Linked DNA regions of Homo sapiens: all the other regions are linked to region 1. The links are chromatin loops, found by intact Hi-C in ENCODE. Cell type or tissue: A673. All regions are shown on one strand. Each heading gives the region's core, and the rest is flanking DNA. Links, peaks and the distances in the headings are about the cores only. Region 1 has its middle 7.5 kb from the start of UNCX. Region 2 has its middle 91 kb from the start of MICALL2. Region 3 overlaps MICALL2 (MICAL like 2).

Region 1 (10,222 bases), core at 3,811-6,310:
GGGACGACCCCCGCCCGGCTCGAGAGCTCTTCAGAGGCCCTCGGCTGCGGCGGCGCCGCGGGGAGTCGCTCGGCTTCTGCTCTCGGCCCCCACCCCCCCACCCCGCCCCCCATTTTCAACATCAAAATTTCATAATCGCCTCCTTGTCAGTTGCTGCCGCTGGAGCGGTCGCTTTAAAGGGTCCCCCCGCCCCCTCCCCCTCCCCCGCGCCCTTCCCCGCGCCCCTCCCCCACGCCCTCCCCCGCGCCCTCCCCCGCCCCTCCCCCGCCCCCGCCCCCTCCCTCGCGGGCCCTGTTCCTCCAAACAACTGCATGGGAAGCAGCCCTCGACACGCGGTCCTGGGAGACGCTGCATTTAAATCCCTTTTTCTACAGCCGAGTGACATTGTCAGATGCTAGCTTTAATTAACTTGATAATAAGACGCACACGACTCGCATTCAGGACGCCGCTCGCCTCGCCGTGTTCCTCGGCTCCCCCCCACCCACCCGCCGCCCCCGCAGCCGCCGCTACTTTGATTCGGGGTGGGGGGTCTCAGCGCTGCCGGACGCGCCCCGGCCCGGTCCAGCCCGCGGTCCAGGGGGACGGGGGTCGCGGGGCCGCATCCTAAACCCCCCCTCATCCTCCGCGCCCGCCTCGGCTCGGGGCTGCGGCCGGCCGGGAACCTCCTCGCCCCGAGCGCACAGGGCTGGGGCCCCGGGCCCGACGGCCGCGCGAGACAAAGGGCCCAGGCGCGCGCGCCCGGCCCAGCCGGAGACCTCCGGGGCCCGCCTTCCGCCTGCCCCTTCCCCCGCCCGGGCCGCGGCCTCTGGCAGCTCCAGGCCGCTCGGCCCTTCCCTTCCCGGGCGCACCGTGAGGACCGGCCTCCTGCGCTTGGGCCCAGCTGGGGGCCCGGAGTCCGGGTCCGGGTCGGGGGCGGCCGGAGCGCCTCCCCCTCTGGCCCGCCAGCCCCGGGGCCGTCTAAGCAGGTGTCTGCAGCCATCTCCCCATCCAGATAAAACTAATAAAATCGCCCATCCAACACTGATGTCAATATTACTTTAAATTACACAAAATCAAATTTATTTTTAATTAGCAAATTAATAGGCGGCAGTTGAGGGTTTTAATTACTCAATTAACTTCACGCAAGTTAATTTTTAACTATCTAAATTAACTTGCGCATTACTCGATTTGCTGATAATTACAGAATTAAATCTAAATTAATTGTTGGAGGTGATTTGATCCGCTGCTGAACTGGATGAGATTCCAATTAACCAGCAAAGAGATTTTGTTGATGTTTTCAACAACTGGAACCTTTGATTTGATTTTATGAGGAAACTACTTTTCAAAACGTCCCTCTGATCCTCGGAAAATTGTATCCTTCTTAATCCGGACAATTAAAACTTCCCTCCATAATTATCTATAATTGTAATTCTGTCAAAGCAAAAGGGGGAGTAGAGAAGGAGGTGGGGGGGGCAGGGACGTGAAGGCGATTGATTTTGAGTTTTAATTCACTTCATTTCTGATAGAAAGAAAAAAGTAATTCGCTTCAAATTACCTCGTTCAATCCTGACACCCTAATGCCCTTCAAAAATCTTTTTCTCTTGCATTAAAAAACCCTGAATCTGAAATGAGTGTGCCTTTTTAATAATAATAACCAAACTTCCATCAGAATAATAATTTCATTTCAATTAAAACTGACTTATCACCTTTGCTAAAACGTGCTTAATATGCCGAAAATTATCAATGCTTGAAGGAGCCCAAATCAGGAGTCTAATTGTAATCAGGAAATCGGAGGTGCTTGTCGACTCGGTGCCAGAGCAGAGAGGCAGTTCGGAAATGGAACTAATTTACTCTACTCCCCCGGGAAATCCGCTCAACAGATTAACATTTTCAAAATATAGTAATGATATAATTTGAGAAATGGTGACGCCAATTTGTGAGAAGCTCTTTGTGCGGAGCCATTTGCATTTTCGCTGCCTGCATTTTCTGTTAATCACAGCTCCATTTGATGGGGGTTTGCAATTTGACTTATTCCTTATTATAAAACTTCAATTTAGTAATTTAACACAATGAGAGAGAAAATGTAACCAAATCTTCAGATAACCCCCATTTCATTTCTGCAACACCTTCAGAGTGCTGAGAGGGAGAGGGAGACGGGAGATTTGAATTGGAAATCAGCTTCATTTCTCTGCTGGTAAAAACAGTTTTAGAATTCTTCATTGAGGGGCAGGAGGCAACCCATAGGCCTGAAGATTTTAATCCAAATTTTATAACTTTTTTCAGGCACAAAAAAACCTCCAACATGTCACCCAATACAAAGAGACAAGAGAAAGCTTTTTTATTACGCCCCCCACACACCCCCGTTTCTGAAGACGTCTTGCTCCCGACTGATTCCTTGTTTCACGCCCCTGCACTCCCCAGAGCTCCCTCCTGCAGAGTTCTCTCTCTCCTGCACTTCCCACCGCTCGCCTTTCCACTCCTCCGGGAGTTGCTGCAGCCTTCTCTCCCGGGGCAGGCCAGGAAGGGCCCCTCTCCCATTTCCACCCCAGGCTGCCTCCCCACGCCTGCCACTTCCCTCCCCTCCCTCGCCCCAGTCTCCATCTTCCTCTTTCTCAACTTTCCCCTTCTCCTAACTCATCCCCTGATTTAATCACCCATGGATTTGTTTCAGAGGCTGCTTCTAATTTGCTGTGCTTTATTTGAAAGTGCGATGAAAGTAATAAGGAGGTTAATATTTTATCAACAATAAAATTTTAGCTCCAGTGTTTGCCTTGTATTTTATAAACTCAATCTGCGCCGCGTTACCCTCCTGTGAGCCATTTGTAACCGCCTCGCCTCCCCACTAGACGGCCAGAGCCCAAGTCCCCTTGGGCCAAGTTCCCCGGCCGGGATCCAGGTGGCTTCTTTCACCCACGCCACCAAGATGGTAGCCCCAGGCCTCCAGGTGGGGTGCAGGCCAAAGCGGGTCCCACGGACCCAGGCTGAGGTGGGGGTACAGGTCTCCCAGGGCGGGGAGGCAGGCAGGGGCCTGAGGGATGTGGCCGGCTTTGTGTTTGCGGTGGGGCCTTGCCAGCTCAGAGGGACCGGAGCCTCCCAGCTACTCAGCTGGGGTCCAGTGGCAGAATGTGGCCAGGAGGAGAAGGGGCTGCCCGGCGGGGGGCCTTCCTCTGTTGTTTTAAGCGGAGCTGGCCTTCGCGCTAGCTCCTCTGAAGTCTGTGGCCATGGACACCGGCCTGGGTCTCAGTGGGAGCCCGTGAAGGTGGTTCAGGGGGATGTTCTGAGCCTCCGCTAGCCCTTCCCAGGCCCTGCCTGACTTTGTTGGGGAGGTTGGCCTAAAAGCTCCTAGGCCCTAGGCCTCCAGTCCTCTTGCACTAGGGAAGAAACCTAGACCAGCAGACAGCTGAGGACCCCACTGACGGTCCCCACAGCTGCAGGGTCTCCTCCCCACACCTCTCGGAGGGTACCAGAATCCAGGGAGCAGCTATATGGTGGTGCCAGCCCACAGTGTGAGAAGGTGTGAAGGTCCGTTGGGCCCAGGCCAGCCATTCGCCCCCAGGCTGGGCCCCAGCACCAGGGCTAGGGCTGGAGGCCGGAGGGCACAGGAAAAGTCGCTCAGGCTGTGACAAGCAGAGGGCTGGCGGGACAGGCAGTGGCCAGGCACTGAGAGCCCCATCTGTGGAAGTCTGGGGCGGCCACCTCATTGTGCCAGCCCACCAGGCAGCAGTCAGCGTCCCTCCTCCCAACATCCCCCTTCGCCGGAGGACAGCCCGTGGACACTTTCCCCGACACCCCAGGCCCCTCTCCCTCTGCCTCAGAGGTCCAGGGGATCTGCAGTCCTGGTCACCGGTGCCCTATTGGTGCCCCCAGGCCAGGGGCAGCTCCGCCCTTGGAGTCTGGGGAGCTGGAAGACTGCGAAGGGTTAACACTCTTTGTTATGGCTCCTTTTAATCCTCAGATGGGCCGGCGGCTCACGTTGTTCAGATCTGGTAGAGAGAAAGCGTTAACTATTATCTGCTTCTAGCTGACCATCTGCTGTTGCAGAAAATTCAAAACCCTGGAGATCTACTTATATCCACATCGTAAACGAGAAAAGATGTTTTAATTAAGGGAAATCAGGTTAACTTAGCTCTAATTTACAAGCCGCCTGCCTAATGAATTGTCTGGGCTGCTCTCTCTTTGTAGAGAGTAAATCTAGGATCCTTTCCCTCCGCAGTTCAGACACTAATTAACTAACCAAGAGTTTTAGTAGCACATCCGCCTGTCGTCTAATAGTTTTACCTAAAGCCAGCCCGGTCATTGCTCGTACAAATTGCCAATTAAATGTGATTGATATAATGAAATTGGATTGTATTTTTCACTCACCTTCTCCCTTCCCCTTCCTCCTGTATGTTCTGACCCTCTCTGCCCAGGGCCCAGGCGCCAGACCGCGCGCACCAAGAACAACAAAGCCAAACAGAACCGGCCCGGCCCGGGCCACGCGGGCTGCAGCGGCGCCGGCGCCGGAGCCGTGCAAGTTCCTGTTAAACCCACATTTCTATTAGTTGAAGTTAACAGGCGTAATCTTGTTTCCAGATATTTATCCACGTTCGGAGGGCCGTAGTTACATGTTTGAAGTTAGGGGGGAAAAGTGAAGGATCTGAGCTGCCATTCTAAAAATACATTAACAGTTTCCAAAATCTATATCGCTGCTTAATTAAATCTGTTATCCTGTTTGTAGGATCTGTGGCTAATTATTTAGAGTCATTTAATCTACTCAATTTGCACGTTAATTAAACAGCATCGGTTTGCAGAGCGCGGCCGGGCGGGCTCGGAGGGGCGCAGCGCCGCCTGGTGGGGATCCAGCCTGGACAGCGCGCTCGGGGCCGGAGCCGCGCGCACCGGGCCTGGATCCCGGGGTCCCGGGGCCAGAGTCCCCAGAGGGTGAGCGGCCCCGATGGTGGAGGCCGGGAGAGGGGCTGCGCGGCTTCCAGGAAACGCTCTCAGGTCATCCCGCAGGGAGACACGGGGTGGCTACGGTCAGCCGCCAGGACGCAGCTCTTGTTATTTACGGGCAGGGGGATTCATTCATTCATTCACCCATTCATTCACTCATTCACTCACTCACTCATCCATCCCTCCCTCCCTCCCTCCCTCTCCCCTGCCCCTCCTTCTGCCGCCACTCCAGGCACCGGGACGCAGCTCTTCTGTAATTTACTGTCAAGGGGATTCATTCATTCATCCATCCATTCATTCATTCATTCACTCATTCACTCATCCATCCCTCCCTCTCCCCTGCCCCTCCTTCTGCCCCCACCCCGGGCACCGGGACGCAGCTCTTCTGTTATTTACGGGCAGGGGGATTCATTCATTCATCCATTCATTCACTCACTCACTCACTCACTCATCCATCCATCCACCCCTCCCTCTCCCCTGCCCCTCCTTCCGCTCCAACCCCGGGCACCGGGACGCAGCTCTTCTGTTATTTATGGGCAGGGGGATTCATCCATTCATTCATTCATTCATTCACTCATTCACTCACTCACTCACTCACTCACTCACTCATCCATCCATCCCTCCCTCCCTCTCCCCTGCCCCTCCTTCCGCTCCAACCCCCGGCACCGGGACGCAGCTCTTCTGTTATTTACGGGCAGGGGGATTCATTCATTCATTCATTCATTCATTCACTCACTCATCCATCCATCCATCCATCCCTCCCTCCCTCTCCCCTGCCCCCTTCTGCCCCCACCCCCTGCACGGAGTGGAGGGGTCAGGGCGGGGTGCAGGCCGGGGTGCAGGACTCGCGCACGCAGCAGAAGCCGGTCTGCTCTGCGCTTCGGCACCGCTCCAGCCTGGGGCGTGGGGCCCGCGCCGGCCAGGCCTGGTTAACTGGAAAACGATGGAGCCGCGCCCCGCCCCCGCACTTGCGGCCTAATTGTTTTCCCTCGCCCGTCCCCATCTGTCCCTCTCCGCCCGTGTGTGTTTTGGCCTTTGTCTCGCTGCCCCGCGCTGACACCCTCTTTCAAAGGCCGCTTCTGTCGCCCTTCACCGATCTCTTCTGCCCCATTAACCCATCGGCACGAGGCTCCGGCAACAAAGGCCTGAAATCGGATGGACGCGCGCGCGCTCTCCCCACCGTCCGCCGCGGTCTCCGCGCCCCGCTCAGCTCGGCCCGGCCCGGCCCGATGGGGCGGGAACGGAGCTGGCCAGGAAAGTGCTCGCGGTGGTGGCCCGAGCCCGAGTCCCGCCTGCAGAAGCCGGAGCCTTGGCAGGGGCCCCGAAGCAGCTGCACCCCGGGAACGCACCGCGCGCTGCGAAAGCTAATCCGGCCGCGTCCCCCTTTGTCCCTCCCTGGATGTGAAACTGTCGAGTGGGGGGCCCAGGGCTGCGGGAGGAGAGAGGCAGGTCCTCCTCGGAGCCTGGTAAACAAAGACCAGGAAGCCGGGAACCGAACCTGGGGTGGGACCTCTTCGGATTCCCCCCACCTCCCGGAGAAGGCCACGCAGCGGCCGAACCTCAGGGCGCGCAGATGCCAGCGCTCATGCCCACGCCGCGAAACCCTTGGGGCAGGAAACCCACAATCCCGGGAGGGAGCAGGGTCCTGAGGCCCCAGGCGCCCTCTCCAACCCACCGCCCTCACGGAGGCCGGGACCTCCGTGCAGCCTCTTCGACTACTGCTCATGGGAGAGGAAGGGGTCGAGGCTTTCCCTGGGACCTGTGCAGTAGCTTGACGCCTGGCAGCTCCTTGGAGAGGGCTGGGGGCAGAGGGGAGCCTCCAAGCCGCCTGTCTCTGCAGTGCGGCCTGCATCTTCCCTCTCCTGGGCGGAGGGGTCCTCCCAGGGCTGCCTTCTTCTGACCGCTGTGGCAGGAGGAAGGTGGAGGTCACCTGAGTGTCATCCTACAGGCCACCCGAAGGTCACCTTTCTCTGAAGCGGGGCTTGTTCTCTGAAGCGGGGCTTGGGACCTCAGCAGGAGGCCTCACATTAGTCCAGCTGGTGCTGAGATGCCCATGGGTGCTTAGCCAGTGTAGTCTAGGAGTCCAGCTCAGAGAAAACTTTTTTCACCCAGCACTGACCTGTTTTTATTTTCTGTCCTATGACTCTGCAATGCTCTCTGCAGAGCCATCCTAGGAGACGCCGAGCTGGTCCCCGGGAGGATGGGGACACCTTGTGTCCAGGCTGGGTGAAGGGGTTCCAGTGTCAAACTCAGCCTGGGTTATCTTCTTGTTTTTCAAATTCATTAAACGTTTGAAATTAGGAAGTTGCAAGAACAAGAAAGGGCATAGCAAGGCCGATGCAGACCTCCCAGTCCCCTCTGCCAGGACCTCCCATGCCTGATGGGCCTCTCCATGCTCCACCCTTGCGCTCCTTGGACCAGAGGCCCAATTCTGGGAGTTCTGCCATTTCCTGCGGCTGATCTGGTGAAAGGAGGGTCTTTGTATTATTCCTTTTAGAGGGTCTGGTGGGCTCTAAGGATTCAGAAAGAGCAGGGTCTTCACTGTCTCCCTATCTCCCTTTGACTGGGGCTCAAGTCACATTTCAGTTTTTCTGCTACTGGAGTTTTTTTTTTTTTTTTTTTTTTTTTTTTTTTTTTTTTTTTGAGACGGAGTCTCACCCCGTCTCCCAGGCTGGAATGCAGTGGTGCGATCTCCATCTCGGCTCACTGTAAGCTCCACCTCCTGGGTTCACACCATTCTCCTGCCTCAGCCTCCTGAGTAGCTGGGACTACAGGCGCCCACCACACCCGGCTAATTTTTTGTATTTTTAGTAGAGACGGGGTTTCACCGTGTTAGCCAGGATGGTCTCAATCTCCTGACCTTGTGATCTGCCTGCCTCGGCCTCCCAAAGTGCTGGGATTACAGGTGTGAGCCACCGCGCCTGGCCCTGCTACAGGATTTTTATAAACCCATTTGACAACTTAGAAATCCAAGCCCTGGCCAGGCACAGTAGCTCACGCCTGTAATCCCAGCACTTTGGGAGGCCAAGGTGGGCAGATCACCTGAGGTCAGGAGTTCAAGACCAGTCTGGCCAACGTGGTGAAACCCTGTCTCTATTAAAACTACAAAAATTAGCCAGGCATGGTAGTGGGTACCTGTAATCCCAGCTATTCGGGAGGCTGAGGCAGGAGAATCGCTGGAACCCAGAAGTTGGAGGTTGCAGTAAGCTCAGATCACACCACTGCACTCCAGCCTGGGCAACAGAGTGAGACTGTCTAAAAAAAAGAAAAGAAATCCAAGGCCTGTGTCTGCCCCAGATGCAGCTTTTAGCACGTGGACTCTGGATGGGACACCAGGGGGTCTTCCATACTGGCCAACTTGTACGAGTGTTCAGGCAAAAGCTAGGGGTGAATTAAAGCTTTGAGGGCAACTCACAGAACCACTGGAGTAACTTCACGTGAGTTCCCACCCAGAGGCTGAAGACACGCAGTCTCAGCAATTGTAATAGGACTGTAACAACAGGCAAGGCTGATTTTGTGTGTGTGTGTGTGTGAGACGGAGTCTCTCTCTGTCATTAGACTGGAGTGCAGTGGCGGGATCTCAGCTCACTGCAAACTCCGCCTCCCAGGTTCAAGCGATTCTCCTGCCTCAGCCTCCTGAGTAGCTGGGATTACAGGCATGCGTCACCATACCTGGCTAATTTTTTGTATTTTTAGTAGAGATGGGGTTTCACCATGTTGGTCAGGCTGGTCTTGATCTCCTGACCTCGTGATCCACCCACCTTGGCCTCTCAAAGCGCTGGGATTACAGGTGTGAGCCACTGCGCCCGGCCAAGGCCTATTTTTAAAATAACAGCTTTATTGAGATATCACTGGCACCATCACATCCATCCTTTTAAAGCATACAATTCGGCATCTGTATATACATCCCCAGAGCTGCGTCACCACCACCCCTATCCAGTTCTGGAACATTTTCATCACCCCGAAAAGAGACCTGGCACCCATTAGCAGTCACTCTCCGTCCCCAGCTCCCTCCCCCAGCCCCCGGCAACCACTAATCCACTTTCTGTCTCCATGGATTAGGCGAGGATAATTTTGCAAGAAGAGATCCTACCGTCTGGAAAGGAGTATAAAATGAGGAAACGGGGGGTGAGGACTGAAAATACTTTCTCCTGTGATCAACACGAGAGAAAGAAACAAGGGAAGAAATGCTACCTGGGAACTGGAGGCGGGGAAGGACCAGGAGCTGAGCTCTGCGTCCCTGTGTCCTCAGCCCCCGCCATATGGTTTAAACATCAGCACTCTTGTTTTTTTCAGAGTCTACAGACATGTTCTCATATCTCCCCAGCCCCTTCTGCTGGCAGTGTCTGCATTCTGTGGGCGCAGGGTGGCTGCCAGCATGCTGAAGGTCACAACTGTCCTCTCAGTCCGGCCCCTCCTGTGTGGCCAGCTCGGCCCCCGAGGGGTCCCTGGGGAGGATCCTCTTGGCCTACTCGTCCCCGCCACTCCCTGGTCTTGAGGACTCAATTCCGTATCTGCTGGGTTGGTGTCCTCCTACTACCTTACCAGGTTCGATTTGGAGTTTAACACACTTAAGAGAAAGGTGCGGTAGCTCACGCCTGTAATCCCAGCAGTTTGGGAGGCTGAGGCGGGCAGATCATGAGGTCAAGAGATTGATACCAGCGTGGCCAACACGGTGAAACTCCGTCTCTACTAAAAATACAAAAATTAGCTGGACATGGTGGTGCGTGCCCATAATCCCAGCTACTCGGGAGGCTGAGGTGGGAGAATCACTTGAACCCGGGAGGCGGAGGTTGCAGTGAGCCGAGATCACGCCACTGCACTGCAGCCTGGGTGACAAGAGCAAAACTCCGTCTGAAAAAAAAAAAAAAAAAAAAAAAAAAAACTTAAGAGGTTGCTCAGTTCAGAAAATGCCATTTCGTTTTCCCTGAATAAAAATACTTTTGAACTTAGCCTATTTTCACACTAGATTTTGCCCTCCCCCCAGTTCTTTACAAGCCCCGGCTCCTGACAATCTCAACGTTGGGCTTCTAATGAGTATTTTCTTGATTTACAGCAGAAATGAGCAGTTATCTGCTAATAACCCCTGAGTCTGAAATTAAAAGGGATAGAGAAAATAAACCAAATTGCAAAGATCAGCTCTCGTTAAATAAAGTCGTTGTGAAAAGACACGTAACAACGCTTTCACCCCCCAGATCAGAGACACGATGGCTCGTCATTTGAGGGTTGCAATTATTTAACACTGCTCAGTAGCCAAGGGACACTTACCCCAGAAACATTAAATGGACATTTGTTAATTAATTCTCAGCAG
Region 2 (10,222 bases), core at 2,548-5,047, 140 kb before region 1:
GGGGGCCCAGGTAGATGACGTTTCCGAGCCTCCTGGGCAGATAGATGCAGAAATGTGAGCGAGCTGTGGTGGATGAAATGTGGGCAGAAGTGTCAGAAGCCACTTCGGACCTGTCTCCTAAGTCTTCTCAGAGTTCCCAAGAGTCCTCCTCCGCTCTCCTTCCTCACTGGCCAACCAGGCAGGTCCAGTGGGTTCCGGGTCCCCGAGGAAGGGTGGATCCCCATGTGGGAAGTAGCTCAGGACTCCGAACCCCCTACATGTTCAGCTCAGGACCCCGAACCCCTGCAGACTGTGAAACGCCTACTTGCTCTGGACAAGAGCAAGGAATAAACTTCTGTTTTGTTAAATCGTCGGCCTTTGATGGGCTGTTTTACATAGCAGCTAGCACTATTTATCCTCAGATATGGGATCCTGGCAGAATCTATGTCATAGGGTTGCTGTAAAGATCCAGTGAGCCGGCCAGGCACAGTGGCTCACGCCTGTAATCCCAGCACTGTGGGAGACCGAGGTGGGCAGATCACTCGAAGTCAGGAGTTCAAAACCAGCCTGGCCAACATGTCAAAATCCCATCTCTACTAAAAATACAAAAAAAAATGTTAGCTGGGTGTGGTGGCCTGTGCCTGTAATCCCAGCTACTTGCGGGGCTGAGGCATGAGAATCGCTTGAACCCGGGAGGCAGAGGCTGCAGTGAGCCAAGATCATGCCACCGCACTCCAGCCTGGGTGACAGAGAGAGACTATTTCAAAAAAAAAGAAAAAAGATCCTGTGAGCTAATTCATGTGCACCCCTTTACTTTGTGTGGGATAAGTGTTAGCAGATGTTATAATAGCACGTAGCCCCCGCCTTCCTCCCTGCCCTCCCACCACCACTCAGCACTCACACACTGATGCTTACAAGTGTCCATTTATTTATGGACAATAAACTCTTCTTGTGGACAGTAAACTCTTTGAACTTAGGGTACTTGAGGTTGCTGGTGACAGAAAACACAATTCAAACTGGCTTAAGCCAAAGAAGGAATCTGTTCTCTCACTTGTGTGAAAATCCAAGGGGCACCAGCTTCAGGAGCGGCGGGTTCCCCGAGTTCATATGATGTCATTGTAACCCAGCGTCTTTCTGTCTCTTGGTTCTGATGTTTTCTGTGTTGGTGTCTTTCTTTTTTTAAAACTATTTTTATTTATTTATTTTTTTTTGAGACGGAGTCTTGCTCTGTCGCCCAGGCTGGAGTGCAGTGGCGCAATCTTGGCTCCCTGCAAGCTCTGCCTCCCGGGTTCACGCCATTCTCCTCCCTCAGCCTCCCGAGTAGCTGGAACTACAGACGCATGCCGCCATGCCTGGCTAATTTTTTGTTTTTGTTTTTTTTTTTTTTTTGTAATTTTAATAGAGACAGGGTTTCACCGTGATAGCCAGGATGGTCTCGATCTCCTGACCTCGTGATCTGCCTTCCTCGGCTTCCCAAAGTGCTGGGATTACAGGCGTGAGCCACCGCACCCGGCCATTGGCATCTTTCTTAGTGCCATCATGATGGCAAGACAGCTGCCGTGGCTCCAGACCAGAACTGAATCCAGAGGAAAAGGGGGCCAGCTTTGCTTTCACTGATGACTCGCTGGCCTGAACTGGGTCATGTGATCACCCCTAAACCCATCATGTAGCCAAGACAAGGCATGGCTCATTGCAGCCTGCATGGTGCCCGACCCAGGGCCGTGACCCCCTGAGCCTCAGTTTTCTCATCTGGAAATTGAAGATAATCATGACACCCCCCACCACGTTGTTGGGATGATGGCTGAGGTCTGACACGCAGGAGATGCAGAGGTGAGGCGTGTTCTCTGCCTCCTCTGGTTTTGGCGGTGCAGGCCTGGAGGGTCCCTTCTCCCTCCATGCCTCAGTTTCTAAGGAGACAGCCGCAAGAGGTCTGGCCTCATCTCCGTGTTCATGCCTATGGTCCAGCACACAGTAGGCACTCAATAAATGTTTGTCAAATAAATGTGTGCGGTGTGTGTGGTTCCAGGGGTCATTGGTGGAAACCATGGGGAAGGGTTTGGACGTGGGAGGTGGTGGTGATAGGGAGACAGAATCCGCTAAAAATGAGAATGTGCTTGCTAACTCATAGAGATGCCCAGAGACAACGTAGGCTGTCTCTGGAGGTAGTGAGCTCCCCGTCAGCAGAAGCATTCAAGCGGAGGTCAATGTCACTTCCAAAATCCTTTCTACGATTCCTTGCCTCTGCACTTCCACAGCTCTGCAGGCTGCATGATCGAAGCTCTGGCCCAGGCCAGGTGTAGCTGGCTGGCTTGGCTGTGCTGGACTCCCAAGGCTGGGCTGGAGCCTTGAGCCTCCCAAGCGCCCCAGCCCTGCATGAGACAGAACTATCGGTATCCATGCTCATATCCACACTGGGGCTGACAGGGAGGGTTGAGCCCAGCGACTCTGCGTGGGTCACATGGTGGTCACTGCTGGCTGAAGTGGGCAGAGCCACAGGCAGGTTCCAGCAAAGATTAAAAACCTTCTGTGCAAATACCCCAAGGAAAAACTTGAAAATCTTCCCCTGAAACCTCTTCCCGCTGACTCTCTCCGTCCCGTCCCTCTGTCTGCCTCTGTCCAGCTGCATTTCCCTTTGGGATCTGGCCCCCTTGTCTCTCTTGGTTTCTCTGCCTCTCCATCTTCCTCTCTCCCTGGGAGGAGGTGGGCCAGGGAAGGGGATGTGGGGCGCTTTGCCAACCTCTCCTCTGTCGTCTCACACCTTTGAAGCCCCCTCTCTGCAGGGAGGGGCTTGGCTGTGGGAGCCTCAGGGTTTTCCGTCTCTACTCCCAGACCACCCCCAGGGCCTCTCTGCCCACACAGGGAGCAGTTTGCAGACGAAGCAGGTGCAATGGGGAGGGGTCCAGGAAACCTGGCAGTGTCTGTGCCTGGCCTGAGTGTCCCCAGGGCTCCTGGGGTCTCCGTCCCGGCCTCCACCTCCCCACTGCCCTGTCCAAAGGAAGGAAGGGCAACCCTCACCACACTGCACCATCCACACTGCCCCTCCACATGAGCTGGTCCGGTCCTGCTAATCCAGCCTCACCAGCCACACCACAGCACGTGCCTGCAATCCCTTGCCCGCCTTGCCCGCCATCTCATATCCCACACAGCAGGGCCCCTTTTGGGGGAGCAATCCCATTACAGGCTGCCTGGGGTCGCAGTGGTCTCAGCTAGCCCCACCTAGTAGGGCACGTGATCTAACGCTCCGGGCCTCAGTTTCCTCGTTTGTAAAATGGAATTAAATGCACACAAATGTTTAGGTTAATGGGCGCCCTGGAGGTGGGGGGACCCTCAGCGAATTAGTGCTGGAGTCGTCCCAGGGCCATCGGCTGAGACAGCCTGGGTGGGGTCGGAGGTGGGCGATGGATCAGTGTGGGGGTGGGGGGGCCGATGTTGGGGGGTGGTCTGCGGTGAGCGGGGCCTGCGGTGGGTGGGGTCCGCGGTGGCTGGAGACCATGAAGTGGGCGGCAATTGGGATGGGCTGGGGTCCGAGATAGGCGGAGCTTACAGTGGGCTGGGTCCGGGATGGGCAGGGTCCGTGGTGGGCCAAGGTCCTAGGTGGGCTGGGTCGGGCAGAATCTGCGGTAGGTGGGGTTCAGGATGGGCTGGAGTCGCTGCCGGTCAGGTCAAGAATGGGCTAGGTCCGTGGTGGGCGGGGTGCAGGATGGGCGGGGTCCGCGGTGGGCAGGGCCTGGGATAGGCGTGGTCTGGAGGGGTGGGGTCGGTGGTGGGCGGGGCTAGGGACGGGCGGGGTCAGGGATGGGCCGGTGTCTGGGATGGGCGGGGCCTAGGATGGGTGAGGTCCGCGGTGGGCGGGGTCCGGGATGGGCCGGGGTCCGCGCTCCCGCCCGCAGCCCGCAGGGGGCGTTCCTGGTCGCTCGGAGCCGCGCGGTCTCCGAAGATGAGCTTCCTACCCTGGGGCGATGCAGCCGCGCCCATCTCCGATCCGGATGGCGCCACTCACCGCGGAGTGACAGCTGCGGCGCCCCTGGGGGGCTGCGGGCCTGCGCCCCGCGGCTGGGGGCACACGAGAGGCCGCGCCCGGGGCCCTCGCTGTCCTCCCCTCTCCTGGAGTTCCCCGGGGAAGGCCTCCCCATCTGCCACCCCGCCCGGATTTCTCACCTTGCTGGGTTCGATCCCATCTGGCGCCCGACTCCTCTGCAGGCGGGTGTCGGAAAATAGGCGGGAATCTGCACTCGCCAGGCAGGGGCGGGGAGAGCGCAGCCCGGGGTTCAGCTGGTTGGCTGAGAGCCCGGCTGGGTGTCCTGGGGAGAGCCTTGGTCCTCTCAGCCTCAGTTTCCTCATCTGTGAAACGGCTGCTGGGCGCCCCTGCCTGGGGAAGGACGGGGCCGGAGGTGGGGCCTTGGCAGGTGCTGCCACCGGAGGCCGCTCAGGAACGGGGGGGCTGCTGTATGGGGTTAGATCCTGTTACAGGATCTCAGACACCAGAGAACCCGCAGATTAGAGGTGCTTTGCCGCAGAGGTGCTGTGTGTCCTTGGGCAGGTGGCACCCCCTCTCTGGCCCCCAGAAAGGAGCAGGTTGGGAGAGATGCAGGCTGGGGGCCTTGGGCCCTGAGATTTCTGCTTTCCTGCCTGGGTTCTGCAAAGCTGCCTTTCTCCCTTGGGGGCAGGGCTGAGGCCCTGGGGAGGGGGAATGAAAACAAACACACTTCAATCCCTGCAGAGGTGGGAGGCCCCTCCCCAGCGCTCTCTGAATTCCTCCAGAGCAGGCGCAGGCAGTGAGGTGGACAGGGCACTGCTAGACGCGTCTTCCCTCTGGGGCTGGGGACGGCCTCCACCAAGGCCTGGAGAGCCATCTTCCCAGGGTCGGCCGCACACTCAAACCCGTGGCCACTTGACAGATGGGGAAACTGAGGCTGGAAAGGCAGAAGAACGTGCTCAGTCACCCCCACGGGCAAGGTGGTGTTGGTGGCCTTGGAGACTGGCTCCTGTGTGCTCCCACCACCCCCTGCTTGAGTGACCTCTGCATTAGAACACACCCCCCTCTGCCCAACAACCATGATTTACGAGGATTTCAACAGTGTTTGTGTCTTCTTGGAAAGCAATTTGGGGACGGGTGCTTTGATTGTGGAGTCCAGCGTCTGGGAACCCCTCCTCCGAGAATGATCCGAAAACCATACAGCGCCTCCTGCTCAAAGATGTTCAGGGCAGTCAGTGTTTATAGCCGCGAAAAATTGAGCCTAACAGCAGCGTCCAAGGAGGTCTCTGGGATGGATATTTCTCGAGCTGGGAGCAGCACTGGGGAATTGCTGATGTGGAACTCAAGAGAAGAAAAGGTGCAAAATGAAATCTGTATGGTAGAGAACGCATGCACAAACACGGCCCAGGCACGGAGCCGGCCGAGGGCAGAGCGGGACGCCACCCGGCCTGGGTGAAGCCTTCCTGCCTCGGCTGGCCTGTAAGCATGGACTCTGTTGCTCACGGGAGAAAAAACATCATTTAAACAGCAAATTATTTAAAGCCCCATTTGTATACTGAAGTATTTATGAGCGAAATGATATGGTGTCTGGGATTTGTTTTAAAACTCACTCCAGATGTATTGGTGCATTACTTGTGCAATTAACAAGGAAGTTTAATAAAAGCCCGCTGTGTGTGTTTGGGAGGGTCTGCGCCGGGCCTTGGCAGGGCTAGGGGTGGCATCTGCGGCGAGTGTGGCTGAGGCCCGAGCTGGCATCCTGGGTTAGTGTCCCAGCTCTGCACCAGTCAAACGGTTCAACTTCCTGGGTTTCAGTTTCTCTCCCACAGGGTGGGGTCTAGGATGCAGGGACGGGATGAAGGGGGTCCTTCAGCAGGGGATTCCTGGGAAGGAGGGCTGGGATGTGGGGGCCCCGGGGGCAGGATCCAGGCCTGAAGGGGTGGCATTGGGGCTTCCTGGCATTCCATCAGGTCACAGTAGGGGAAGCAGCCTGAGCTGCTGGATAGGCTCTGCAACCTCTCTGTGCCCAGTCCTGATGCTAGATAGGATATGCATCTGGGCTGCAGACCCAGGCCCCGAGGGCACCCGCAGGCAGCTGAGGAGGGCAGGGCTGGGTGCCCTGGGACCGCTGGCCTCCCCTGGGACTGCCTGGCTTTGTGTGTGCCTCTTGGTTCCCCGGGGATGCCTGGCTGACGGCAGCCCTGCGTTTACAGAGCACGAGGGTCTTGTCAGCAGAGACTGTGCATGTGGGGTCTGCTCACTGGCTGGGGGCGTCCGGACCCAGGTGTTTTTCTGACCCCACACCCCTCCCCAAGGCAGATCAAGGCACAAGAATTGTGGAGCCGGGTGTCGGGTGCAAGTTCAGGCCTGTAGCTAGCTGTGGTCATGGGCGACCATCTCACCTCCCTGCACCTCCGTTCTTCCTCTGTAGAATGGGGTGGGAGGGGTTAATGAATACACGTCCAGCTTGGCAAGAACCCCCTGGCATCGAGCATCCCTCCCCAGCGTCCGCCTGCTTGGCTATGGCCCCCCAGCCCCTGAGTTGCTCAGCCAAGTGAGCTGAGCTGGGTGTTCCGTCCTTTGCAGCCCAGAGCACCCCAAGAGAAATAGCCTGAACTGCGCCTTTTTGCTTCTCTGACTCCTCTGGACATGAGGTCTGAGGTTGGGACTGGGTCTTCCTTGCCTCAGTACCCCGGGACCTAGAATAGAGCCCAGCACAAGGTGGGGCATCCAGGGGACACCCCACTGCAATAAGAACAGAACCCAACCCCCTACCTGTCCTCAGTCGGACCCTCCTGGGCCTCAGTCGGCTTCTCCTGGCCACTGCTGTCACCTCTGCAGAGGGGCCTGCCCTGCCACCCTGCCACCCTGCCTTGCAGCAGCATTTCCCCTCCCCCGTGCTCTTCCGACCATGTGACCTTGGTCCCAGCCCATCAAGACATGGAGGTGATCTTCCCTCGTCTGGAATCTGGGGCCATGACTGCAGCAGAATGACACTAAGTGACTTCCAAGGCTAGGTCATAAAAGGCTGTTGTCTGTCCTCTTGGGACACCTGCCCACAGAACCCTGCCACCATGTTGTGAGGAAGCTCAAGCAGTGACGTGCAGGTGCCACGAGCAGGCATCCTCTGCACCCAGGCTGAACTGGACCTGCAGAGTTCATGAGCGCAGTAAGATGATCGCTGCTTTAGTCTGGGGTGGTTTGATGGACAGCAGTAGATACCTAGAATGTACCTTCCTAATGGACGTTTTTCTCAGTATCTTTTCTACTTAAAATTGCCTAATTTATTTGTGGTTTACATATCCCTTGTTGGCCAGCCCCAGTAGAACGCACACTCAGGACAAGTGTCTGCCTTGTTCTCTGCCATCCCCCCAGTGCCTAGAACAGTGCCTGGCACACAGGGGCCTCAGGAGGTTCTTTTCAGGTGAACAGACATGCAGCCTGGCTGCAGAGCATGTGACGTGCCTTCCTCTCACTCCCTGTGCTGTGTCTTTTGGGGTCTTTGGTTCAAAGTCACAAAAACCAGCTTTGACTAATTGGAGCCAAAAATATTCAGGAAGGGATGGTGGTTAATGAGCCCCAGGAAGCTGAAGACCCTGGTGAGCAGGGGTGGGACAGGGCCCCTGGCGAGGTGTGCAGCAGGAAGCTGGCAGGAGTTTGCGGTTGGGACAGGTGGACCAGGGTTGTGTCACCGCGCTGCTCGGCGCATGAGGCCCCATCCTCCTCTACCCCTTTGCTGTGGCTCAAGGTAAAGGCTGGTGATCCTGTGTCCGGTCAGCCACCTCAGGCCTGGTGCCTGCCCCTTGTCTGGGAGAGGGCTGGCCCCAGCTACCATGGGCACCCGCGACAGACCATGTCAGTCCTCGCAGAGAAGATGAGGAGCCCCTGGGAAGGGAGCAGAGGCTTGGCAGGCTGGGAGGCACTTGAGTATCCTGTCCATTCTGCAGCTGAACAGAGCCCAGGCAAGGGCCAGCCTTCAGGAGCCCAAGGTGTTGGTGGAGCAGCTAAGGAGGTGAGGGCAGCTCCCAGAGGGGATGCAGTGGGGAGGGCCCTGCAGGATGCTTTCAGGAGGGTGGGTACCTCCTGGGGAAGCCCCCAGGCCCTCTTCCTTGGGGTCCTAGGCCTCGGCATACAATGCTGGCTCCTGCCTGCCCCACTGGCCTTGGCCTGGCCCATGCAGCCCAGCCTGGGAAGGGTTAAGTTTCGGCCTCCCCCAGCGACAGGCTGGCCTGATCTTCCGAATCCTCTTTTAATTATTTTGTTCTGGCGAAGGCAGATGCCTCTCGCCTGCTCTGCCGACTGGTGTGTGTGGCCGGGCCCCTGTGGACACCTGCCCGGGAAGACAATCAAGGCAGCCCTGTGTCCCACCCAGATGTGGGTGACCACGCCAGCCGGCGGTGCTGGACTCTGCCAGGTCTCCCTCATAAATGCCATGGAAGTAGTCGGAGCTGGTGGGGAGCATAGACGACAAACTGAGTGGGAGGAGGCCTGGGGAGCAGCCCCGTTTGATGGACCCAGAAACTGAGGCCCAGGGGGAGTGAGGCTCACCCATCACCCCTCTCGGCCAGTGAGTGCCGGGGTCCAGTGTAAACCAGGGAGCTCAGCCCGGGTCTCACCACAGGAGTAACACCTGTCACTCCTGAGTCACTCCTGAGTCAGCCCCCGCTCCTCTCCAGCCATCCCTGCAGGGTAGAGAGTGGACTCCTGGCAGCCCCAGCCGCCCCCACGCCTCCCTCCTGAGCTCACCTGCCTTGGTTCCCGCCGTCTCCCCCAACTCACTCCCGGATTCTCCCAGGTCAAAGACGGCCTCCTCTGCACTCCTACTGTGCCGGGAACAGTCGTCACCCCCAGGCGGTGGGCCCCTGCCCAGGGGGTCTTACTTGCACACGAATGTGGGGGGCATTTGGTCCCATGGAGCAGCCGGGTCCCAGCACGCCCAGGAAGGCAGCGTTTGGCTCTGTGGGTTGAACGCCCGCCCCCTGTCTGGAGAGCACCTGGTGGAGAGGGGTGTCCGGACACACACGTCTCCCATAGCCCCCACACAGACGGCGTGGCTCGGCTCTGGATGTGTCCATGGAACATAGTCAGGGCCGTGGAACAGGTAAGAAGCCTGACACAGGGGAGATGGAGATGGGGAGTGAGGAGTGGGCGTTCACCAGGGGCAGGGTTTCAGTTTGGGAAGGTGAGAACGAGAATGTTATGTGGATGGATGGTGGTGATGGCCGCACGAGGACGTGAATGTGCTTAACGCTACTGAATTGTGCGCCTAGCAATGCTGACGGTGGGGATTCGTTATATTTAATTTTTTAACATATTTACTTATTTATTTTCGAGATGGAGTCAGGCTGTGTAGCCCAGGCTGGAGTGCAGTGGTGTGATCTCGGCTCACTGCAACCTCCGACTCCTGGGTTCAAGTGATTCTCACGCCTTAGCCTCCCAAGTAGCTGCGATTATAGGCGCCCATCACCACGCCTGGCTAATTTTTGAGATAGGGGTTTTGCCATATTGGCCAGGCTGGTCTTGAACTCCTGACCTCAGGCGATCTGCCCGCCTCAGCCTCCCAAAGTGCTGGGATTACAGGTATGAGGGTATGAGCCACTGTATCTGGCCTAAGTTTTTTTTTTGTTTGTTTGTTTTTTTTTAGAGAGATTGTCTGGCTCTGTCACCCAGGCTGGAGTGCAGTGGTGCAGTCATAGTTCACTGCAACCTTGACCTCCAGGGCTCCAGTGATCTTCCCACCTCAGCCTCCCCAGTAGCTGGGACTACAGGTGCATGCCACCATGCCCTGCTAATTTTTTACATTTTTTGTAGAGATGGGGTCTTTCTATGTTGCCCAGGCTGGTTTGGAACTCCTGCCTTTGAGTGGCCTCTCAAAGTGCTGCGATTATAGGCACGTGCCACCGTGACCAGCCAGTGTTCTATTTGTTTGTTTTCTTATTTTTATTTTTTAGAGACAGGCTGTCGCTCTGTCACCCGGGCTGGAGTGCAGTAGCCCCATCATAGCTCACTGTAGCCTCGACTTCCCAGCCTCAAGCGATCCTCCCACCTTGGTCTCCCAAAGTGCTGGGATTGCAGGCATAAGCCACCGCACACAACCGAGATGGAGAACCTCAGGTACATTTTTCTTTTGAGTTGGAGCTTTGCTCTTGTTGCCTAGGCTGGAGTGCAATGGCACGATCACGGCTCACTGCAACCTCCACCTCCCGGGTTCGGGCAATTCTCCCACCTCAGCCTCCCGAGTAGCTGGGACTACAGGCATGCATCACCATG
Region 3 (10,222 bases), core at 2,274-4,773, 210 kb before region 1:
CAGGCTGGAGTGCAGTGGCCGCAATCTCGGCTCACTGCAAGCTCTGCCTCCAGGGTTCATGCCATTCTCCTGCCTCAGCTTCCCAAGTAGCTGGGACTACAGGCGCCCGCCACCACACCCGGCTAATTTTTTTAGATTTTTAGTAGAGACGGGGTTTCCCCATGTTAGCCAGGATGGTCTCGATCTGACCTCGTGATCCGCCCGCCTCAGCCTCCCAAAGTGCTGGGATTACAGGTGTGAGCCACCGTGCCCGGCCAAAGTCTTAGTTTTTAACTTGAACTTCCAAGGCCACGTGCGTCTCCTGGCTCCTGCACGGACTGTGTGACTGTCCCCGACAGCTTTCCTGTCTCGTCTCATGAGGGGTCCAGCACATGGCATTCTGGGTCGGCACCTGAAGTCCACCTCTATGAGACCCTCTGGGAGCGTGACGGGGCCTTGGCATGGGTCGGCCGAGGCCCTTCTGTCCCAGGTCACTGGTGTGGTCGGCCCAGGCCCTCCTGTCCCACATCACCTGTGTGGTCGGCCCAGGCCCTCCTGTCCCAGGTCACCGGTGTGGTCGGCCCAGGCCCTCCTGTCCAGGTCCTCCTGTCCAGGTCACTGGTGTGGTCGGCCCAGGCCCTTCTGTCCCAGGTCACCTGTGTGGTCGGCCCAGGGCCCTCCTGTACCATGTCACTGTTGAGGGGCTGGCTCTGGAAGAGGGCAGGGACTTGGCATTGGTGGGGGCAGGGTTCCAAGGTGTGGCCTGTCAGCAGGAAGGGGCAGGTGGCATGGGTCCAGGCGGGACTCAGGGCTGGGGTGCCACTGCTGGAGACTGTCCGGAGGCCCCTCCAGGGCACCTTGCCATTGCCATTGTCGCTCATGGCCATCTGGTCCCGTTTCAGGGAACAAGAGGAGGATCAGATGCTGCGGGACATGATTGAGAAGCTGGGTGACTGGGCCGGGGATGCTGAGGGCTGGGCTGGCTGGCTGGGTGGGCCGGGGATGCTGAGTGCTGGGCTGGCTGGCTGGGTGGACCGGGCCTCCAGCTGGGGGTGGGGGGGGGGCGGGTATCGGGTCCCCCCCTCAGCCTTGGTGACAGGACAGGCAGGTTCACCCTGAGGGTGAGAGCTCCCTCCCGCCCCTAAGAGAGCCAGGGGCAGCTGGTGACCGTGTGGTCATGGTGGGGACCAGCCCTCCGGGGCACCCAGTCGGGGCAGGTTCTCACGTGGGAGGGCACAGGGCTTCCTGCAGGCTCGGAGGCCCAGGGCGGATTGTGGCCAGTGGAAGGGAAGGATGTTTCTGGCAGGGGGACTTGTGTGGGCCACGGCTGTGCGGCTGCGGCGTTGAGCACGGCCTCACTGTCCACCTGTCCCCTAGGCCTCCAGAGGAAGAAGTCCAAGTTCCGCTTGTCCAAGATCTGGTCACCAAAAAGCAAAAGCAGCCCCTCCCAGTAGTAGCCAGTAGGGCCGTGGGCTCGGCCCGGACCTGGCATCCGGACTTGGACTCGGGGCCATGGGCTTGGCCCGGACCCGGAACCCGGACTTGTACTCGGGGCCGTGGGCTCGGCCCGGACCCGGCATTCGGACTTGGACTCGGGAAGGGCCTCCTGTCCCTACAAGGGGCATGTGGACAGCAGGGACCTGCGCTACCGTCTGTGGTCTCAATAAAGAAACCGACCACATGGCCCCGGACTCCTACGTGCCTCCGTGTTTGCCTCGGTGCCCCTGGGCGGCCCCGCACCTGCCTGGGGTCTCGCCTGCCTCCCAGCTCTTGCCTGCAGGACGGACGTGCTCTGTGGCCTCGGGCAGGAGCCGACCCTCTCAGGGCCTGGCCCTCGAAGGTGGGCCCTTTCATAGCTTCCTGGCACAGATGGGCTGGTGGGAGCCTCAGAGGAGACGTCGGTACAGGCTGGAGACTTTGGGTGCTGGGTCGCCATGTATCCGTGGCCTGAGAGCTGTGACCTCGTTCTCCCAGGACTGGGGCTGGGATGGGGGATTGTAAGCAGTGGCCCCTGGTCAGGGAGACTTCCTGGTGGCCAGGGCGGGATGTGGGGTGCCCCATCCTTTCTGACCCCCACTGAGAGTGGATGTCGTGGGAGGAGCGCTGAGTCAGGAGTGCAGCGTCCCTGTAAGCCTCAGTTTGCCCATCTGTGCGGGGAGGGGCGGGCCTCAGCTGCTTGTTGCTGCGCTGTTTCAGCTGCTGTAGGAGCCTCTGCGGCGGTCCTGGGGAACCCTCAGCCATGGCAAAGCACCAGTGTTCTCCACCTGCTGGCTGGGGGGGTCGGGACCCCACGGGTCCCAGCAGGGCCAGAGCAGGTTCAGAGCCTGGAGCCCCTGCCGTGTGCGCGTGGGCCCTGGGGAGCTTGTGCTGGGCAGGCCTGTGGCATTCCATGGCCTTCACTGTGCCTTTGAGGGTCTCAAGACTCCTGGAACGTGAGCTGGGTGTGGGGCATGGAAGAGAGGGTGGGCTGGGGTGCACGGATGGAGCACAGCCTCTGCAGTCACAGCTCTGCTCCTGGCAGCTCTTTGGCCTCGGGCTAGGGCACTGCCCTTTCTGAGCCTTTGGTGACATAGGCTGCCTGGGGGCCGTGTGAGGATGAGAGGGGCCCACCGGTGTGCCTCGGGCAGTGATGAGGGTGGAGGAGCACGGAGGTGCTCTCTTGCCCTCTGCTGACAGCGAGACCCCCGCTGCCTCCCTCTGTACCCCCTGCTTCTGCCAGCCACTCGGGGCCCCCGTGGAGGGAAAGGGGCTCCCCCAGATGAGGCCATGGGTCACCTGCACACAGCAATGAGTGGGGAACGGGGTCGTGCTTTGCCTGGCCCTGAGGCCTCTCTTGGAGTCAGGCCACTGGGACCGAGTGTGTTGGTGGAAACTCCCTGTGCCCTCCGAGGACTGGGAGGCAGTGGCTGGCAGCAGTGGGACCCTGGAGCCCCCAGGAGACTTCTGCAGGGGGGGGTCTCACCTGGGTGTCGAGGAGTAGGGGTCTCTCGGTGGATGGGCAGGGTGTGCCCTATTGCAGGAACAGCATAGGCAGTGATCTTGGGAGCTTGAAGATGTGTGGTGGGGCAGGTTGGGGCGGGGCCGGGGTCAGGGTCAGGTGAGGCGGAGCGGGTGATGGAGAGAGAGGGGCTCTGTCAGGACCTGGGCCGGCAGGGACCTTCCAGGTGCAGCGAGGTGGCCTCGTTCCTCAGGCACTGGGTGCCTGGGGTGGTTCTGAGCAGAAGCCCCAGGGCCTCTGCTGTGTTAGGAGCATGACGCCGTGGAGGGCGGTCTGGACCGGGTCCCGGAGCTGAGCCTGTGGGTCCCCCTGGGATCTCAGCCCCGTGGGTCCCCCTGGGATCTCAGCCCCGTGCTCACGTCGTAAGGCCTGACCCGCGGCAGTGTGGCCTCTTCACCACCAGGGGGAGGCAGAGAGCCACTTAGTGGAGAGGGGCAGCCGGGAGCCTGGAATAGCTCCGTTTTTCAGACAGGGAAACTGAGGCTGGGAGAGGGCTACGGCTCTCCCACGTCACACAGCAAGCGAGGCGGGGCCAGGGCAGGGGGCTGCGTAGCATTTTTGAGACCAGAACGGGAAGGGAGTGTTGTCCAGCAAGTTAGGGGCGTGGGCACCTGGGGCTCGGTCCTGCTGTGGACTCACACCTGGGGGTGTCCCACCGCAGGGCCAGGAAGCTTCCGCCCCCACCATCAGCCCCCTGCATCTGGGGACCTCAGAAGCAGCCCTGGGGTGCCAGGTGCGCTCCAGGCTGGGCACACAGTTGGTGCTCAGTGATCAGAGCCCCTGCAACAAGTGGTCAGGTCTGCCAGGCACTAAGCCAGCCCTGCGGGATGTCCTTGCTGTCCACCAGGGGCCCAGCACCTGCAGACCCCGGTGACACCATCATGGAGAGACAGGCAGGAACGCAGCCCTGGGGCCATGGGCGTTGGCCAGGCCCTGTGATGCCTGTGCTGCCTGTGCTGCAGGAGGCTGTGAGGATGGGCGTGGGAACCCCTGAGCAGCCACTCGGGCACAGGTGGGGCTGGCTGCGCCGCCGCCCGGCTCCTGCAGAGGCTGCCCCAACCCCAATGTGGAAGAGTTTCAGCCCGGGCCCCACCCACCCTAGATGACCCCTCACAACTTTCAGGGAGGGCAGAGGCACGCAGTTCCCCAGTGGCCTGGCTGGACGTCACCCACACCTGCCAGAGACTCCGGGCCAGCGTCTCGTGCCTGTGCACGTGGCAGGCAGTCCATGCACATCAGAGGCTTTCTCTCTACAGACATGGCTAGGAACAGCCAGTCTTCCTGAATGGATATGGGGGTGGGTGGGGCCGCAGAGAAGGGGAAGAGCTGTTCCCTGACCCACATCCCCGTCGGCCCCTGTATCTGCACTGGCCTCAATACTACAGCCTCAGGTCTGGGGAGCAAGGGCTGGATTGAGGAGTGTTCTGGGCTCAGGGACCGGTGTGGTCCTTCTGGTGAGCTCTGGGGTGGGGAGCTGACACTGGCCCCGTGTGGCTGCGTCAGGAGGGACAAGGAGGGAGGCAAGGCTGGACCAAGCAGAGTCTCCACTGGGATGCTTGGAATTTGGACTTGGACTTGAGTGGCCCCTCCAGGCCGGGCACAGGGGGCCAGCCCAGCCATTACAGGGCACTGGTCTGTGGGAGGGTGGGGGCAGCTGGTGGGGACTTGTGTTCACCCCTTGCGAAGCCAGGGCAGGCTTGGGCTGATTCCCAGGAGTTCTTCCAGCCTCACCTCTGTCACCCTTGCCCCCTCCGCTCCGGCTGCCGGGCCTTGGCCACGGGCGTTTGCATTTGCTGGTCCTGCTCCTGGGGCCCCTGCACTCCACATAGCTGGCATCCTGCTATCTCTGCTTAACTGCCCTTTTCGGAGAAGCTCCTGCCCCTCACCCTGATTTCTTTCTTTCTTTTTAGAGACAGGGTCTCACTCTGTTGCCCAGACTGGGGTGCAGTGGCGTGATCACGGCTCCCTGCAGCCTTGACCTCCTGGGCTCAAGTGATCCTCCCACTTCAGCCTCCCGAGTAGCTGGGACACCCGGCGCACGCCACCACGCCCGGCTAATTTTTAAAGTTTTTTTTTGTGGAGACACGGTTTTGCCATGTTGCCCAGGCTGGTGTTGAACTCCTGGCCTCAAGCAATCCTCCTGCCTTGGCCTCCCAAACTGCTGGGATGACAGGCGTGAGCACACGGCCACCCTGGTTTATTGCCAACACTCGGAACGCACCTATGTTTAGATGCTTGTTTGGGCTTCCTCTCTGTGACGGATCCTCCGGAGGTCCCGGCTCCTCCGTCTTTCTGCCACGCCATCCTCAGCGCCTAGAACAGTGCCTGACACACGGCAGGAGCCTGATGAGGATTTGTTGAATGAATGAATGACACCAGGGCTCAACGCCACTCCAGGACTCAGTCTTCTCACCTGTCAAGGGGGCTAGCACCTGGCCCAGGGTTGCTACCTGGTCCACTGGTCCAGGGAGACAGACCTGCTTGAGCCTGACTGGTTTCGTACTTGTGGGACCCCCGGGGCTGCCCCTGCCCTGCCCGGGGTGGGAGGATTGAATCAGGTCTCGTGGGGTGGGCAGTGGAGCCACTGCCAGCGGGCACACACCAGGCACCTCCTGCCCTACCCAGACTTGGGCTGAGCAGGGGAGGGACAGGGAGGGACTCGGGAAGAGAGCACAACGTCTCTTGGGGGATTTTCCGGGCATCCCACAACGGGGGGCTGCCCTGTTCCCTGGGGCCCAGAGAGGGAGCCTGGCCCTGGCCCCGAGTGATGAGCACAGCCCGGCCGGGCCCAAAGACCGCCCCCCACCCTGATCTGTGTAAGCTGCGGGTCCCGGCCGGGGCCTGGGAATGTCATAGCTGGTCTGCCCCGCAGGGAGCGGGGAATTGACATGCAGAGCAGACCTCAGCCGCTTCCATGGTGGGGCCCCCTCACCCCTGCCGCCCCATCTGCCCTGCCCAGGCCTCCTGCTCCAGCCCCGCCCCGATGCACAGGAACTGGCTTGGCCCTTCCCACAGCACCTCAGCTACCCCCAGACCCGTTTTCAGAGGAGGGTGTTGAGGCCAGAGAGGGGAGGGACCTTCCCAGTCCCTGAGCCTGCCAAGGTGGGCCCAGCTTGGGGTGGGGACAGAGGGGCTGCTCCTGGCTGGGGCAAGAGTTGGAGGGGTCTCCGATGGGGGCATGGCCACGCCCTGTGCCATGAAGCCCCTCACAGAAACTAGGGAGTCGTGGGCAACACCCTGTCCCTGTGACAGGAGGGGAAACTGAGTCACGGAGTGCCCAGGGCCCCATGGCAGGAGTGGGCAGGGCCTGGTTCTTGTGCCTTGGCCTCCATCTGGGAGGAGGCAGGGAGCAGAGCTCAGACTCCTCCCAGTGAGGGCCCCCCATGTGGCTCTGCTGCACGGCCCCAGTTGGGGGGCTCCCTGGGTGGGGGGGCTCTGGGAAGCCCACAGTTACCCCCAGGTAGAAATGTCTGTGGCCTGCACCTCTGCAGCCTGGCCTCCTTCCAACCTCGAGCGGCCGCTGTGAGGGTGTCTGGGAAGGAGGAGCTTTTCCTGTGTCTTCTGGCTTCTTCCTGCCCCTCCACGTCCTTCCAAGGCCTCACGGGGACCCCAGGGACAGCCATGCCTTGCTTCTCTCGGGTGAATCATGGAGAAGGGGCCTCCTCTGGAGCCCAAGACGCAGGGGGGCTGAAGGGGTCTCCTCTGGAGCCTGAGACGCAGGAGGCTGACGGCTGCCATGCAGGCTTGCTCCCCAGCGGCCATTCCCTGCCAGGCCCACCCTCACCTTTGTGGGGCCCGGGAGAGAGTTGAGCCCGAAGCTCCCCCCACTTCTCCTCCCCGGAAGCCCTGTTTAGCTTTGGGAGGGAGGAGCCTCCCACCTCGGGCCTGGGAGCCTCCACGCCAGGGCTGGGAAGGCCTCAGGAGGACTCGAAGGGGGTTTCAGGGTGTGCGCTCAGGGAATTCTGGGGTCCCGGGTGCTGGGGCATCAGGTGGGAGGTGGACATGAGCTCTGGGTGGCCCCCTCGGCCCTGCAGACCCCGCCAGGAGGGGCACAGCCAGATCATACGTCCGGGCCCTGCTCCTGTCTGCGGGCCTCCTGCTGGGTGAACCTCCCTCACCCTGAAGCTGCCCTGGCTCCTACTGGTCTGGAGCTTGGACTCCCAGGGCCCTGCTCCCCGGGGACCCTCCCGGCAGAGGCCTTTGTCTGGCTGGCTGTGATGGGTCCTGACACCCCATCTGTCTGTCTGTCGGTCCACCTAGGTGTTTCCCCCCGGGCCGGCCTGCCGTGACGATCACAGCCCTGCCGTCTCAGGTCACGGTTTTGGATTCTGCGCTAACGAGGTCTCCCAGGTGGGCTGGAAACACTGATGAAGACGGATAGAAAAAACACCAGCCCACCGGATTATTAATAAAGATAATCACACACACCCCTTCGTCGGCAGCCGGCCTGACACTTTATAAAGCACGTTAGGATATAATCCAATTGAAACTGCAATATCGAGAACATCTCATCTTATCACAAATTGAAATTATATCACATTCCTCTTTTCTTAAATTAAAAAGCTAAAACCTTTTCGTTTGCTCTCACACAGTTGTGTAAAACTTAATCAGTGGTTTTAACAACATTATATTTCCATATGGGCCATTTCTAGTCTCGACTTACGGGGGAGAACTTTCCAGAAAAGGGGCGATTGGTTTTGTGAGCAGGAGCAGCAGGCCCGGGGTCAGTGCCTGGCAAGATGGACTTGGCCTCATCTGCACACAGGCGGTGGCTGGGATCAAGGTCCGAGGATATACCAGGGACGGCGGAGGGATTTCAGCAGATGCATGTTCCCATTTTAAGAATTGCCACCTTAAATATTATATATATATATATATAGAGAGAGAGAGAGAGAGAGACAGTCTCGCTCTGTCGCCCAGGCTGGAGTACAGTGGCACAATCGGCTCACTGCAACCTCCGCCTCCCAGGTTCAAGTGATTCTCCTGCCTCAGCCTCCCGAGTAGCTGGGATTAGAGGTATGCGCCACCACACCTGGCTAATTTTTGTATTTTTAGTAGAGACAAGACTTTCACCATGTTGGCCAGGCTGGTCTTGAACTCCTGACCTCAGGTGATCCGCCCGCCTTGGCCTCCCAAAATGTTGGGATGACAGGTGTGAGCCACTGCGCCCGGCCACCTTAAATATTTAAGAGGGAGAAGGATGCAGTCACACAAGTCACAGCAAATTGAAAGCCGAGGAGAGCAGAAGAGGCAGGCCCGGGGACACAGTCCCAGAAAGCCACCCTTGGGGCCAGCGGGACGGAGGCTGGGTCTAACACTAAGTGGCCTGGAGGCCCAGAGGACAGGGACTCGGCCTGCAGGGGCGGGCGTGGAAGCAAAGACTTTCTGCTTCAGTTTTGCACTTCAACAAGGCCCTTTCCCTGGTAGCCGAGAGCAGCTGTTGGGGGTTTCGCGGTCTCTAAGATGAAAAGAAGCCATCAGGCTAGCAATTATAAAAATGTATTTATTTATTTATTTTTGGGACAGGGTCTTGCTCTGTTGCCCAGGCTGGAGTCCAGTGGTGTGATCATAGCTCACTGCAGCCTTGACCTGCTGGACACAAGCGATCCTCCCACCTCAGCCTCCGAAGTGGCTGGGACTCTAGGCGTGCATCACCACGCCTGGCTAATTTTTTAACTTCTTGTAGAGATGGGGTCTCACTCTGTTGCCCGGGCTGGTCTTGACCTGCTGGACACAAGCGATCTTCCTGCTTCAGCCTCCCAAATTCTGGGATTACAGGCATTTTTTTGTAGAACTGGGGTCTTGCTATGTTGCCCAGGCTGATCTCAAACTCCTGGGCTCAAGTGATCCTCCTGCCTCAGCCTCCCAGGTAGCTGAGGCTGCAAGCATGAGTCACCGTGCCTGGCTCTCGCTTCGTTCTTTTTACTTTTTTTAAACGCAGCTACTAGAAAATTGAAAATGGCAGGTGTGGCCCATTCATTGTGGCTCGGGTTCCATTTCTGTGGACGGGGGTGTTCTGGCACATTGCAGGGTCTCCTGAGATCCTGCTCACCATTTTTGGGGTGTCCACCATCATGGTAGCCCCTCCCTCGTCCACATCCTGTCCGTTTTCTCCCACACGATTTCCTGGGTCTGAGCGTTCCCCTCCACCAGCCCCTGACTCCAGGACTCTCCGTGTCTCCCCACCCTCCCCAAGTGAGCTCAGTGTTTTGGTGGCCCCTGCAGAAGCCCTCTGGGGTTTCCTGTTACACTCTAGGCTAAGTCCAGCTTCACAGCAGGACCCTGTCCCCCCAGGACCCCATCAACCCAGGCCCACACACACCCCCATGGGATGAAACTAGTGGGTGCTAGTCACGGGGAGATTCTGTCCCGTGGACGCCGCCCACGGCCACATCATTGAAGGTCCAGGTGGGCAGCCTCGGCCGCTGTCAGCGCTCTCCCGGAAATGTTTGTTCATCCTTTCGTCCTTCATTCCATCCTTTTTGTTCCTGAGATGGAGTCTCGCTCTGTCACCCAGGCTGGAGTGCAATGGCACGATCTTGGTTCACTGCAGCCTTCGCCTCCCGAGTTCAAGCGATTCTCCTGCCTCAGCCTCCGGAGTAGCTGGGATTACAGGCGTGCACCACCATGCCCAACTAATTTTTGTATTTTTAGTAGAGATGGGGTTTTGCCATGTTGGTCAGGCTGGTCTCGAACTCCTGACCTCAGGTGATCCACTGGCCTCAGCTTCCCTAAGTGCTGGCATTACAGGTGTGAGCCACCACATCCGGACCCTTTGTTCCGTTCTTTTAATTGAGCATCTCCTCCATGCCAGGCCACCCGCTGGTACCACAGCCCCACACCAGCAAGAGACCCACCAGCTCCTGTCCTCGAGGACCTGGTGGAGGCATAAAGAGAATGGCAGTCCTGGGGGCCGGGGCTCTGCAGGGACGTGGGGCCCTGGGGAGGGTGCTGAGGGGAGGGAGAGGCAGCCTGGTGGGAGGGCTGCGGCTGAGCCAGGCAGGGGCCCTGAGGCCAGGGAGAGTTGCAAGTTCTGGCCAGGCATGGACTCCGTCCGAGTGGAAAGGCTGGGAGAGGTCAGAGGGGCAGGATGGTGGGGTGGGGCCCGGAGGGCGTTAGGTGGAGAGACATGGGACCAGGGTGGTCTTCGACGCCAGCTCTGGCTGTGGGTGTGAGGTCCAGGGGGCAGAAACCAAGGACATATAACCCCCTCGCTGACATCCAGGGCCCACCAGGTGTGGCCTG

The links. Hi-C counts contacts between places; a loop is a spot of excess contacts. Peaks named below come from ENCODE experiments on the same cell type or tissue, not always from the same donor. Only the 100,000 strongest peaks of a DNase experiment are listed, where the experiment ranks them.
Region 2: it touches region 1 in a loop (7-fold over the local background); 3 of 110 quality-filtered maps call a loop at or near these places.
Region 3: a loop joins it to region 1, with 3 times the contacts of the local background. A loop is called at or near these places in 38 of 110 quality-filtered maps.

What each region holds. Positions count from the first base shown.
Region 1 is chr7:1,220,264-1,230,485 of GRCh38, reverse strand. No RefSeq gene overlaps it. Among named protein-coding and RNA genes, the nearest start is that of UNCX, 7.5 kb to the left of the region's middle. RefSeq lists an enhancer at 3,804-4,968 and a silencer at 7,019-7,313. In A673, for the core only: a CTCF peak has its summit at 4,807 (motif pointing left); DNase peaks (open chromatin) are centred at 4,035 and 4,790; H3K27ac peaks cover 836 bases.
Region 2 is chr7:1,362,873-1,373,094 of GRCh38, reverse strand. No RefSeq gene overlaps it. Among named protein-coding and RNA genes, the nearest start is that of MICALL2, 91 kb to the left of the region's middle. RefSeq lists an enhancer at 2,414-2,938 and a silencer at 3,734-3,853. In A673, for the core only: a CTCF peak has its summit at 3,876 (motif pointing right); a DNase peak (open chromatin) is centred at 3,864; H3K4me3 peaks cover 694 bases; H3K27ac peaks cover 659 bases.
Region 3 is chr7:1,425,807-1,436,028 of GRCh38, reverse strand. It overlaps MICALL2 (MICAL like 2), which reads left to right. Exons shown (of 17, transcript NM_182924.4): 16 at 882-928; 17 at 1,357-1,670. The coding sequence ends at 1,433. Among named protein-coding and RNA genes, the nearest start is that of MICALL2, 29 kb to the left of the region's middle. RefSeq lists an enhancer at 6,931-7,486. In A673, for the core only: CTCF peaks have their summits at 3,178 and 3,378 (motif pointing right); a DNase peak (open chromatin) is centred at 3,378.